Linked DNA regions of Mus musculus: region 2 is linked to region 1. The links are chromatin loops, found by intact Hi-C in ENCODE. Cell type or tissue: heart. All regions are shown on one strand. Each heading gives the region's core, and the rest is flanking DNA. Links, peaks and the distances in the headings are about the cores only.

Region 1 (5,377 bases), core at 327-5,326:
ATAAATGTAATTTTTAAAATTAGTATTTTAGAGCAACTTAATTAATGAAAGGTAATTAACATCCAGGCAATGTTGGTCGATGCTGCAGTGCAAACAGGGCCATGACTCTTTCCATATCTGTTGATGTGAGAAGTGGGAGTTTCAGGGCCAAAGCAGAAATCACCTGCTGACTTTGCTCATCCGGGCTCAAGAGAAACTGAGCAGGCTTGTAGTTCTGAGTCTTTCTCCTGGTCCTTGCTTACACATTAGTCTCTTTCTTCTGTGGATTAAAGCTGGAATCAGCCATTTCCTTCTGTGAAGGCCCAGATCTACAATATTTAGGTCACACAGTCTGGAATACAAACCACGTGGTCCCACCAGGGTGACAGAGACACTCTGTGAACGCGTGAATGAAGCTGTTCCACTGACATTTATGGACAGTAAATGAGAATATCTTCTAGTTCTCACATGCCACAAAATAATAGTATTCTCTTAATTTTCCCCAAACATTTGAACTGACTGATCTTTGGAGGCCATACAGACATAACTAGGAAGGCAAATTTGGGTCACAGTCCATGGTTTACCAACTCCAGGAACAGAGAGCCAAAGAAGCTTACAGCAAAAGGGATGCCCACTACGGGTGGATCTGAGTAATAATAGCATTTTTACTCACAGGAGGAAGGGAAATTACTGGGTTCCAGAACACCAAGAATGGGGAGGTATCTTCTGGCCTCTCTTGGCTTCCTCAGATCTGCTCACAGTCCCTTTAACCAATGCTCACTGCTGGGAACCCAGCCACCGAGGACCCTGAAACTAGCCCCCTCCTGCCCTTTCTTTGGGGGCTTGGTCCCAACAGAAGGCAGCCACTGCTTTGAGCATTTGCCTTCTCCACTAGCAGAAAGACCCTGTCCCCACCTTCGGTGACAGCCAGGCCCCTTCTGTGCCACCAGCCGATCCCCAGGACAGCCCACTTGAATCTTACCCCAGCAAGCCTGCCTGAGTGCTCTCAGCACACTTGAAAATAACTTCTTAGATTTTTTTTTTCTTTTGTTATACAAGGAATGGTTGTTAGCACTGACCTCCAAGTGAAGATGCCGGTCCACAAAGGAAGTGAAACATTCAGCATTTCAGAACTGAAATTTCTTGGCGTTAATGGAAAAAAAGAAAAAAAGAAAGAAAGAAATCCCAGCTAATGCAAAACAGCTGGCGAAATAAACCTCATTTAAGCTCGGCTGGGGAAAAGAAGGCAATTTTGCTAGATTTTTGTTAGATAAACAGACCTTTTTTCCTACTAATTGCATTTGTTGTTGTGTTTGCTGGTTTGCTTATATCAGCCCTTGCCTTCCTTAGAAAGATTGCAGTATCACGCTGGCGACAGGAAGAGGCCTGTCTGTCTGGCCTTTGAGATGCACGTCAGATAATCCACAGAGGAGAGAGGCTCATAAACAAGGATTTGCCTTGTAAGATCCTGACTGGTGATGGGCAGCTAAAAAGATGGACTTGGCTTTCTGGCTTCTCTTGTAGGTCCTTCCATAGTGACGCCCCCCAAGGACATCTGGAACGTCACTGGTGCCAAGGTGTTCTTGAGCTGTGAGGTCATCGGGATCCCAACCCCTGTCCTCATCTGGAACAAGGTCAGTAGTGCAGGCCTCGGGAAAGCATCGTGCAAGCCGGAAATCGTTTTTTGCATGGCCCAGGGCGGTGGGAATGGCACAGCTCAGTCTGCATCCACTGCCGGCTGCCCCACAACCATGAAGCCTGTGGCAGCTGGTATCACTCTACACTGGCACGGATCTTTCCTGACCTCCATCAGCCCAGTTCTGCTTTGGGTAGCAGTGTCCAAGCAGGGAGCTTGGGAAACTCAAAGAACCGTGGTGAATATCTAAACCCACTGTTTTCGTTGCTTTTGGTTACTGTGACCAAAGGTTACCCGACAGAAACTTTCAAGGGAGGAAGAAAGGTGGTTCGCTTTAGCTTCCAGGTTCAGAGGCTTATAGTCCCTTACACAGCAGGGAAGACATGGTGCTATCACTCAGTCTGTGGTGGCAGGAAGCTATGAAGTAAGGAAGAATCTTCAAACTCGTGCTAATAAAACAGCAAAGCCAGACACCCCTCTTTAGCTAGTTTGCTTCCTCAGCAAGCTCAGAAATGGAGGATAGTCTCAATTATTTTGTGTGCTTGTTGTCTGGTCAGAGGGGAGACCTCTGGGGCTCTGGGAGGGGGTTTCGGCCCCATTGTCAGAAGAATCCTAACAGATTCCAGTTCATATAGCCGAGGGGCAAAAAGAAAGAGAAGGCAGTTCCAGCGTCCGGGCACCCAAATGTGATCGGGACTGGAATTCTTGATCTCTGTTATCAATCTCTCGGCCTCACTTTCTCCTTCAGAAAGCTTCCTCCGCAGAGGGCAGAATTATCCTCACAGACCTCCGAAGCAGCAAAGCTTTCCCAGCTGCCGAGTGAGAAACCTTAGTCTAGATCATGGTTCCTGGCAGCCTCTGGCGCCCCCGTGTGGCCAGAAGAATGCGGCCACTGAGGAAACTACCTGGCTTGAGTGTGGTTACCAGGAAACGCCTGGACCACGGTGTGGGCAGAGGTGACCCAGTTCTAGTACAGCAGACCGATGACCCAGTTCTAGTACAGCTATCCCTCGCAGCTGAAACTTTCGTTAAAGGGAATAATGGGATGTTGCCTCTAAATTGTGCTTCGGAAAGAGATGTGGACGGGGAGTCAGGCATGTCAATAACGTGGTCGGCTACGTGTTCATTTAAACCTTCCCCCTGGCAGCTGAAGTTCCCCAATGCTTATTTGCGGTTAGTGGCTTGTGAAGAGCATGGCCGATAGTTTTCAAGGAAAACCGGCAAGAAGCTTTGTTGCTTCTCAAGGGGTCTCCATGGAATTTACAAAATGAGAAGCCAGGGTGACTCGAGGTACTTAAGTTTATAAGCCTCATTGCCGAAACTTGCAGAGAATAAGGTCTGTGGCACCCCGGCAAAATACACATGGGTCCCAGGGGAAATGAGTCGGCCTCGGGAGGCTTTGAAGTTATATGGCTTCCCTTAGAACACCAGACACCAGACACCAGACAGAGGTGGGGACCTAGGGGCTTGGAGAAAGGGGACTAAAAGAAAAAGCTCACAACTGCCTCTGACTCCCACCCACTCCAGGACATCCAAAGCCCTCTTCTGGCCTCTGAGGGCAGACCCAAACTCAGATATGCACATTAATGAGGATTAACATTAAGTAATGGTGCTAACAAGAAACAGCACCCAGAGATGTATAGCATTCGGTAGTTATTGGCGCTTTTTCTTATTTATTCCTTATTTACAATAGCAAGATTTTTGGAAGAATCTGCTGCAACCAAAGTACTCTAGAGCTAGGCATCAGGTGCCGCGTGTTCTGGGCAGGCTGAGACAGGATGGTGAGTTTGAAGCCATCCTGACTATATATAAAGAGATCTTGCAAAAAGATTAAAATAAAATAGCTAGACACCTAAACGACTTCTTGGTCTCCCCTTGAGCCTCCCCCAGCCCCAGCTGGCCATTTGTGGATAGCAGGGTTGGGTTTGCTTTTTTATTTGTTTGTTTTGTTTTGAAGATTCTTTTTGTCACAGGGCAGTGGTGGTTCATTAATCCCAGCACCTGGGAGGCAGAGGCAGGTGGATTTCTGAGTTCGAGGCCAGCCAGGTCTACAAAGTGAGTTCCAGGACAGCCAGGGCTACACAGAGAAACCCTGTCTCGAACCCCCCCTCCCCAAAAAAAGATCCTTTTTGTCAGGGTGTGGGGGATCTTCTATTGCTCTCCACCCTACTTTTTGACCTAGAGCTCACTGATTTGAGCTAGCCAGCTAGCCTGGAGGATCCTCGGGTCTCCACCTACCCTGCTCTGAGATTACAGGTGCTAGTGATGTGTGGGAGACTTAGCAGAGTCTCTAGCCTTTGAGTCAAACACTCCTCCCAGAACATTACCTATTTTATTAACATAGACGGTTGCACCAGCTGCTTGGGAAATTCAAGGAAAAAAAATGCTTATTTATACACGTCTTCATAGCTTCCATTTGAAACCCTAAGTACCAGGTTTTTCTCTCCGAATTGGGGGAGACGTGGGACAAACCTGAACTTAGCATTTGCTTAATTACAGAAGGAAACTCCTGACTTTCTCGTGACAAAGACAATCGAAGTAAACACTGGCTTGGCTCTTAAAGAGGCCTTGGTAGAATTAAAGAAAACTGTTTCGTGTCATTTTTTTTAATTTGGTTATTATAACTTAAAACATATGTACTGAAACTGAGGAACTAAATGTGTTCAACAACAACAGAAAAAGACTTTTCCCTGTGTTCTTTTCACATCTTTTCCAAAGTTCTTATTAACATACTTTAACCTTTAAAATAGGTAGGGAAGGAGAGACACGAAGTAAGGATTGGCTGTAAACCGAGGGAGATGAATTTCCCCTTCGTACACGGCCTTCGGAATCTCTCTCTCCATAGCACGGACAGAAACAGGCAGGGTTTATCACACATAGACAGCGGGAACTGTTTCATGCTCCCTTAGCCCCCAGAGCAAGCACTAGACTCAGCTCTGGACTCCAGCTGCTGCTTCTCTTTGATGAGGTTGTTACAGGAAGTGCCCACAAGGTCCCAAACATCAAACTACACTGCATGACAGCTTGCCAGTCAAACACAGCAAGGCAGGCAAAGAAGGCCCAGTACCAAGGATCAAACTGTCGTCGGACACCAGTGAGTGAAGCAGGGTGACCATGCATACTCCACAAGTTTTCCAGAAAAAAAAAAAAAAAAAAAAAAAAAAAGCTTAAATCATGTTGCTTAAAAACCAGATGGAGTGGTACACACCATTAATCCCAGCACTTGAGTGACAGAGGCAGACTGATCTCCTAGGTCTATATAGTGAGTTCCGGGCCAGCCAAGGGCTACATAGTGAAACCCTGTCTCAGAACAAAACAAAATAAAACAAAACCCAGGTTGCTTAGGTAAAATTGGCAGGAAGAAACCATTCTGCTTGCTCAGTATTCAGAAAAGGAACAGATTGAGTAAATTGCTAGATTTAATCTTATTATGAAGTCTGGTGAACACCTTGTGCAATTCTGGGAATGGGGCATTTCCAACCTTGATGTTTTTATACGAGAACTAAGACTCTCCCCTTCTGATTTCTCAGGTAAAAAGGGATCACTCTGGAGTTCAGCGGACAGAACTCTTGCCTGGTGACCGGGAAAATCTGGCCATTCAGACCCGGGGTGGTCCAGAAAAGCATGAAGTAACGGGCTGGGTGCTGGTAAGTAGCAAGAGCTGGCAACCGTTTCATTCTCAGAACACCCAGGCTTGGCAAAGGTCGCCTGCCTGAAATTATTCTCCTCCCATTTCTTCGAAGCAGCCCTGCTGTGGTCGTA
Region 2 (5,377 bases), core at 176-5,175, 220 kb before region 1:
CTTTAGGCATAGCTTAACAAGAATGAGTTCTATTGGCTGATAAGCAGAGCTCAGAGCTAGGGCCTAGGAAGGAACAATGTGTAATAAGCACAAGGATAGATCCTATTGATGGAAAATAGGTGTGGCTTCTTTCGTAGGGGTGAGTTCTACTCACTAAGGGACAGAGCCCTGGATCAGGGCCTAAGCAATGTTCACGATATTGGGAGGATTCCGGTGGAAGCTGGCCCCTAGTAGAAAGCAAAGGACCACCAGGTTGTCAGCAATGTTCACTCCAGAATCCTAGGTGTCATTCATTTCCTTCTGTTGTTGAAAATAGGTCCACATGTTTATCAAGCCTGGTTCCTCCAATGTTTTTGTTAAGCTGAGCCTGCTATATAGTACAGATTGTTTTTATCCTCAAATTGAGCTCTTCTTTGTCTCAGTTCCCAATAAATGTACTAATTTAATACTTAAATTACTACTCCCTGACCTGCTTGAGTTCCAGTCCTGACTTCCTTTGGTGATGAACAGCAGTATGGAAGTGTAAGCTGAATAAACCCTTTCCTCCCCAACTTGCTTCTTGGTCATGATGTTTGTGCAGGAATAGAAACCCTGACTAAGACAGTATGTAATAAGGTTTCAAACAAAATTATTCAAACATTACCTATTTAGTGGCATATAGAGGGGTGGAGAGTGAGTTAATGCCATACATATATATGGCAATTCCATAGCAAAAGATTGTAATAATACCTGATTTTTTATTTTGGATGTATAAGCATTTGCATGCAAACACAAGTGTGTTCCAAACCCATGCAGTGTGGTGCCTATAGAGATGAGAAGACCATCAGTACCCTTGGAATTGGAGTTGAAGATGGCTGTGAGCCACCATGTGGGTGCCAAGATACAAACCCCAATCCGCTGCAAGAGCAGTAAGTGCTCTTAACTACAAACCATCATTCCATCCCTATAGTAACCTGATTTTATAAATAGAATTTATGTAATAATACAAAAGGCCCAGACAGATATTTTTTCAAAGAAGATATGCAAACAGCCAACATCAGGAGCAACCAAATAAATGCAAACCAAAACCACAGTAAGATGTCTTCCCGCACCTGTTAGAATGGCTATTACCACAAGAAAGGTGACAAGTGTCTCTGAGAGTGGCACGAAGGACACGCTGGTCTTAGTGGGACTGTAAGTGTGGGGGTCCATTATGGAGAATCAAAAAGAAGGCTCCTCAGAGAATTTAAATCACAACTATAATAAGAAAGTCACCTCAATACTGTGCCACAATTTCTCTTGTGAGTATCAATTCCAAGGAAAGAAAATCCGAACGTCAAAGAGGTGCCTGCATTTGTACACTCACTGCATTATTTATTCACCTGAGAAGCATCACAGTGCCCACTGATGGAGGAAAGGATAAAGGAAATGTGATGTGTGTATGCATGGAGCATCTCATCATCTTTGTGAAGGAGAGGAGTGTGTCACTTTCAGCAACATTAATGAACCAGGAGGATACAATATTAACAAGCCAGACACAGACAAAGGCTGCCTGACCTGCCTTAATGTGTGGTATCCTAAACTGTCCAGTCACAGGACGGCATTGCAGAAGCTGGATGTGGAGAAAGGAGTGAAGTTCAAAGAATACGAACCTTTAGGTAGACTGGATCCATGAGCAGCATGGTGGCTATAGTTAGGAATCATTCATTTTATATTAGGTTGTTGATAGAGTAGATCTTGACTACTCTGACACACACAGAATGACTTTGTGAAGTGGTGGATATGTTAATAGTTTGATTATGGTTATATATATATATATATATATATATATATATATATATATATATATATATATATATGGTGATATATATATATCACATGGCACACCTTAAATACTTAAATATGTACACTTTTATTTATCCGTTATCCCTCAAAGATGAATCAGGGGCAACGTTGTAAGAATTCTGTTCAAACTAAGTGGCACAGCTAGAAATCCCTCCTGCTCTTAGCCATTGTTCTCTGTCACTCCTCACCCTGGGCCATTCCCAGTCAGGTGCAAGAATGATGTTCTATGGGCTTGGGGGTGACGATATAGGAACAATGACCCCCTGAAAACTCCACATCTCTTTGTTTTTACATCACCCCGACAAATGGTCAAGGCCAAAGTATTACTTCCCGGAGCAGCATCTGAACAAGTGTCGGCATCAGGATAAATCTAGACTGAGTGCGTTGCTACGTTGTGACACATTTCAGGCCATAATGGAGGCTTAAGTAGGTCACTTGGGGGCAGCAGTGGTTTGAGCCCTGCCTGCTGCCTCTGGCCTTATCTGAAATGAAGCAGCCGGTTCTTGGTGTAATGTAATTCTCAGAGGTCCTTTGGAGGCAGCTTCAAGCTTGGCTGGAGCTAACACAATTCGTTAGAGAAGGAGGGAGTCCTCCAGAGCTGAGTGAATGCCTGCACAGCCAACACACTGCTGCAATTCCAGTGGCCTCGTCTGCCCTGACTCCTGCTGCCGGTGCTGTTTATTCCAGTTCGTGCTCTGGACTCAGGCCTGCGCTGTTGCCATACTATGAAGGATGGAAAACAGAGCTAAACTCAGCTCTGCTTCGTTAAAACACCAAGGAAGGGGAAATTGCTGTAGAAGAGACAGAAGGCACAAGAGCACTGGGATTTGTTGAATGTCTATTATGTTCTACAAGGAAAGGTCAGGTGCTAACTGGGTTCACCCTTACTACTCTTTTATGTAACAGTGTACATTAGGCTGAACTATAGCTGTTCTTAAATTGAGGAAAATGAGTGTGGCTTCATGGCTATAAAACCGCAAGGCTCATTTAAATCCAGGCCCTTGTGATGATACACTCTTGCTTTCCCCCACCACTTCAAACTGATTTCCTAGAGGAATGTGGCTATCGATGACAAGGCCAATGTGTAAGAGCCCAAGGCAGAATTAAATAGGGGATATAATAGAAGTCCTAAACGGAAGGCAGAGGAAATGAGAAGTCATGGCAACTAGCCTGGGACCAGGAGGATGCTTTTGAGCTAAAGCTTGAAGACCAAGTAGCCTGGGGAATCTGGGGAAGCAAAGGACACAGTTGCAGAAGAGGGTGGGTCTGGTATACTCTATTTTCTGTTGCTGTAACAGAACACAGGAGTCTGGGTGATTCATAAAGAACAGAGGTTTGTTTTTGCTCATCGTCTGAAGGATGAAGATCCAAGATGTGAAGCAGAAGTATTCAGTGAAGGCATTGTGTCATATCACAACCTCGAAACACAATGGAGATGGAAGCAGTGCCTGCAGAAGAGGGACAAGGTGAGACCCATCCTTTCCTTAGGACAACCTGTCCTCGCGGTGATGAATCCAACCCTGTCAGGGCAGGAACTTACATCCTTGATAATTAGCTCCATCCTTGCAATGCGACATGAATCCTTTATCCAAATGTCTCATCACCTTTCCACACTGTTACACTGGGAATCAACTTTTACCAGAAGGTTTGGAGAGGAGCACCATGGTCAAACCATAGCCATGGAGGAGTCAACCAACACTATTCGACATCCACATGCTCCTCCTCCTCACCGTGACCAGATCTTAATTATGCAGCAATTATTCAGTCAGTATGGCCACGTAGCAGAAAAATTCAAGCTATTGAAGTAATATGAGAAGTTCAGGACTAGCAGCCTTACATGTAAGCCTCATGAGCGCTTTGCTCTCTGATTGGCTGAAATAAAGATGGCTAGGTCCAATCTAGACAATGAGAGTGGTGGTTGTCAGCTCAAAGGAACTGAAAGTCACCTAGGAAACAGATCCCAGGCATGGCTGCGAGTATGTTCCCAGAGAGGACTGACTGAAGTGAAACTGGGTCCAGACATGGGTTCCCAGACTGGATAAAAAGAAACAGGAGAAATCTGCCCACCAGGATCTTCTATCTTGGACAGGTCGGAGTATAAGAAAGCTCAGTAGTGTTTGAATGAGAACATATTGTTGGGATGTTTGTTAAAGGAACTTCATTTTCCTAGCTATTACAGGCAGTACACTCAGGCAAAGGCTAATCAGAAATGGTACAACTGGAAGTAGCCTCGAACCTAAGTGTGGCCAGACTGAGGGGAGCCATGTTGAAGAACTAAGATTTCTTCTGTTATCAGAAAGTTAAAATACATTTACACTCTTATAGAAGTACTGCATACTGTCAAATGTATTTGAAGGCAACCTTTATCATCACCTGACATACAAAACAATGCAATAAACATTAACACAATCACCACCCTAGACAACCGCTCCTTCATTTCACAAAGAAAGGGCCTCTAGAAATGCCACCTGGGCTCCAAGCTTTTCTATTGTATTAACCAACATTCACACGTTGCTTACATGTTTTTATTTCAGTTCTGCCAACACACACACACACACACACACACACACACACACACACACACACACACACGATAATGGGCACCTGACAATACAAGAGGATGGCAGACTTAGCAACACACAAGTGCTCCGACTCTAAGGACAACTGAAGTATACACAGAAACAAAGGCTGCAGCTGGCATTGTACTATCAGAGAAAACAGAACATTCTCTAATCTATTTCTGTGTTCTTTCAAGCATACTTCTCCCCAAGACTGGAAATGTGGCACCCAGCCCAAGACAGGCTGGAAGTGAGAGGTACATAAAAACAATACCACAGAAAAGAACAATGGGAAATTCGTCAGGAGCAGAAGGCGTGCTTGTTAGTCTGACCTTATTTTCTGAATCAACATTTTCTCTCTAAATGCAACCTGCTAGAAGAATGTTGGACATGGTTGGAATATTGTGATGGGGTGAGAGGAGGCGAGGGAGAAATGGTTTCTCAACTCAGAGGAGGCTTGAAGTTAATTCCAAGGGCGCTAATGACGGCAGGCTCCAAGAGAATTTAGTCTGCATAGGCAAACAAACAAACGAAAATAAAATAAACAAGACTTAGAGGGACAATGTGAAGGAGTCCAGGAGGGGGTGAAGGCAGTGAGCTAGCAGGATGGGTCAAGAGCTCATCCTGTGCCCATGTCTACACGGAGAGGGTCAGAAGTTCGATCCAACCCTGTGTTCCTGGAGAAGGAAGCTGTACCTTCAGGAGTAAGCAGCAGACCATGCTGAATCCGAAGACCCTTTGCTCACACATTGGCCACAGCAGGAAACTGTATGTCCCTCTTTCCTTTTGGCAGACAAGCCTTCATCCACATGTAGTAGCTGTTGAGTAAACAGGTGTGATCGCAAATGCCAGGCTTTTGGATGTAGGAAGAAAGCAAGAGACTTGATGATGCCAACCCGAAAGCACAGTATTATGTGTTATGTTGCAGACACTAAATAAGGAAATAAAATCTAAGAAATGGCAGGGTTTACCGGCTAAACTTTTCTAAAAACAGC

What was found. Peaks named below come from ENCODE experiments on the same cell type or tissue, not always from the same donor. Only the 100,000 strongest peaks of a DNase experiment are listed, where the experiment ranks them.
Region 2: it touches region 1 in a loop (2.7-fold over the local background); 1 of 42 quality-filtered maps calls a loop at or near these places.

Annotation. Positions count from the first base shown.
Region 1 is chr5:77,351,798-77,357,174 of GRCm38, reverse strand. It overlaps Igfbp7 (insulin-like growth factor binding protein 7), which reads left to right. Exons shown (of 5, transcript NM_008048.3): 2 at 1,504-1,613; 3 at 5,146-5,262. Among named protein-coding and RNA genes, the nearest start is that of Gm34648, 32 kb to the left of the region's middle. In heart, for the core only: a CTCF peak has its summit at 2,491 (motif pointing left); a DNase peak (open chromatin) is centred at 2,494; H3K4me3 peaks cover 718 bases; H3K27ac peaks cover 306 bases; H3K27me3 peaks cover 1,014 bases.
Region 2 is chr5:77,567,558-77,572,934 of GRCm38, reverse strand. No RefSeq gene overlaps it. Among named protein-coding and RNA genes, the nearest start is that of 1700017L05Rik, 100 kb to the right of the region's middle. In heart, for the core only: no CTCF peak of the experiment used is centred there; DNase peaks (open chromatin) are centred at 2,384 and 4,624; H3K27ac peaks cover 244 bases.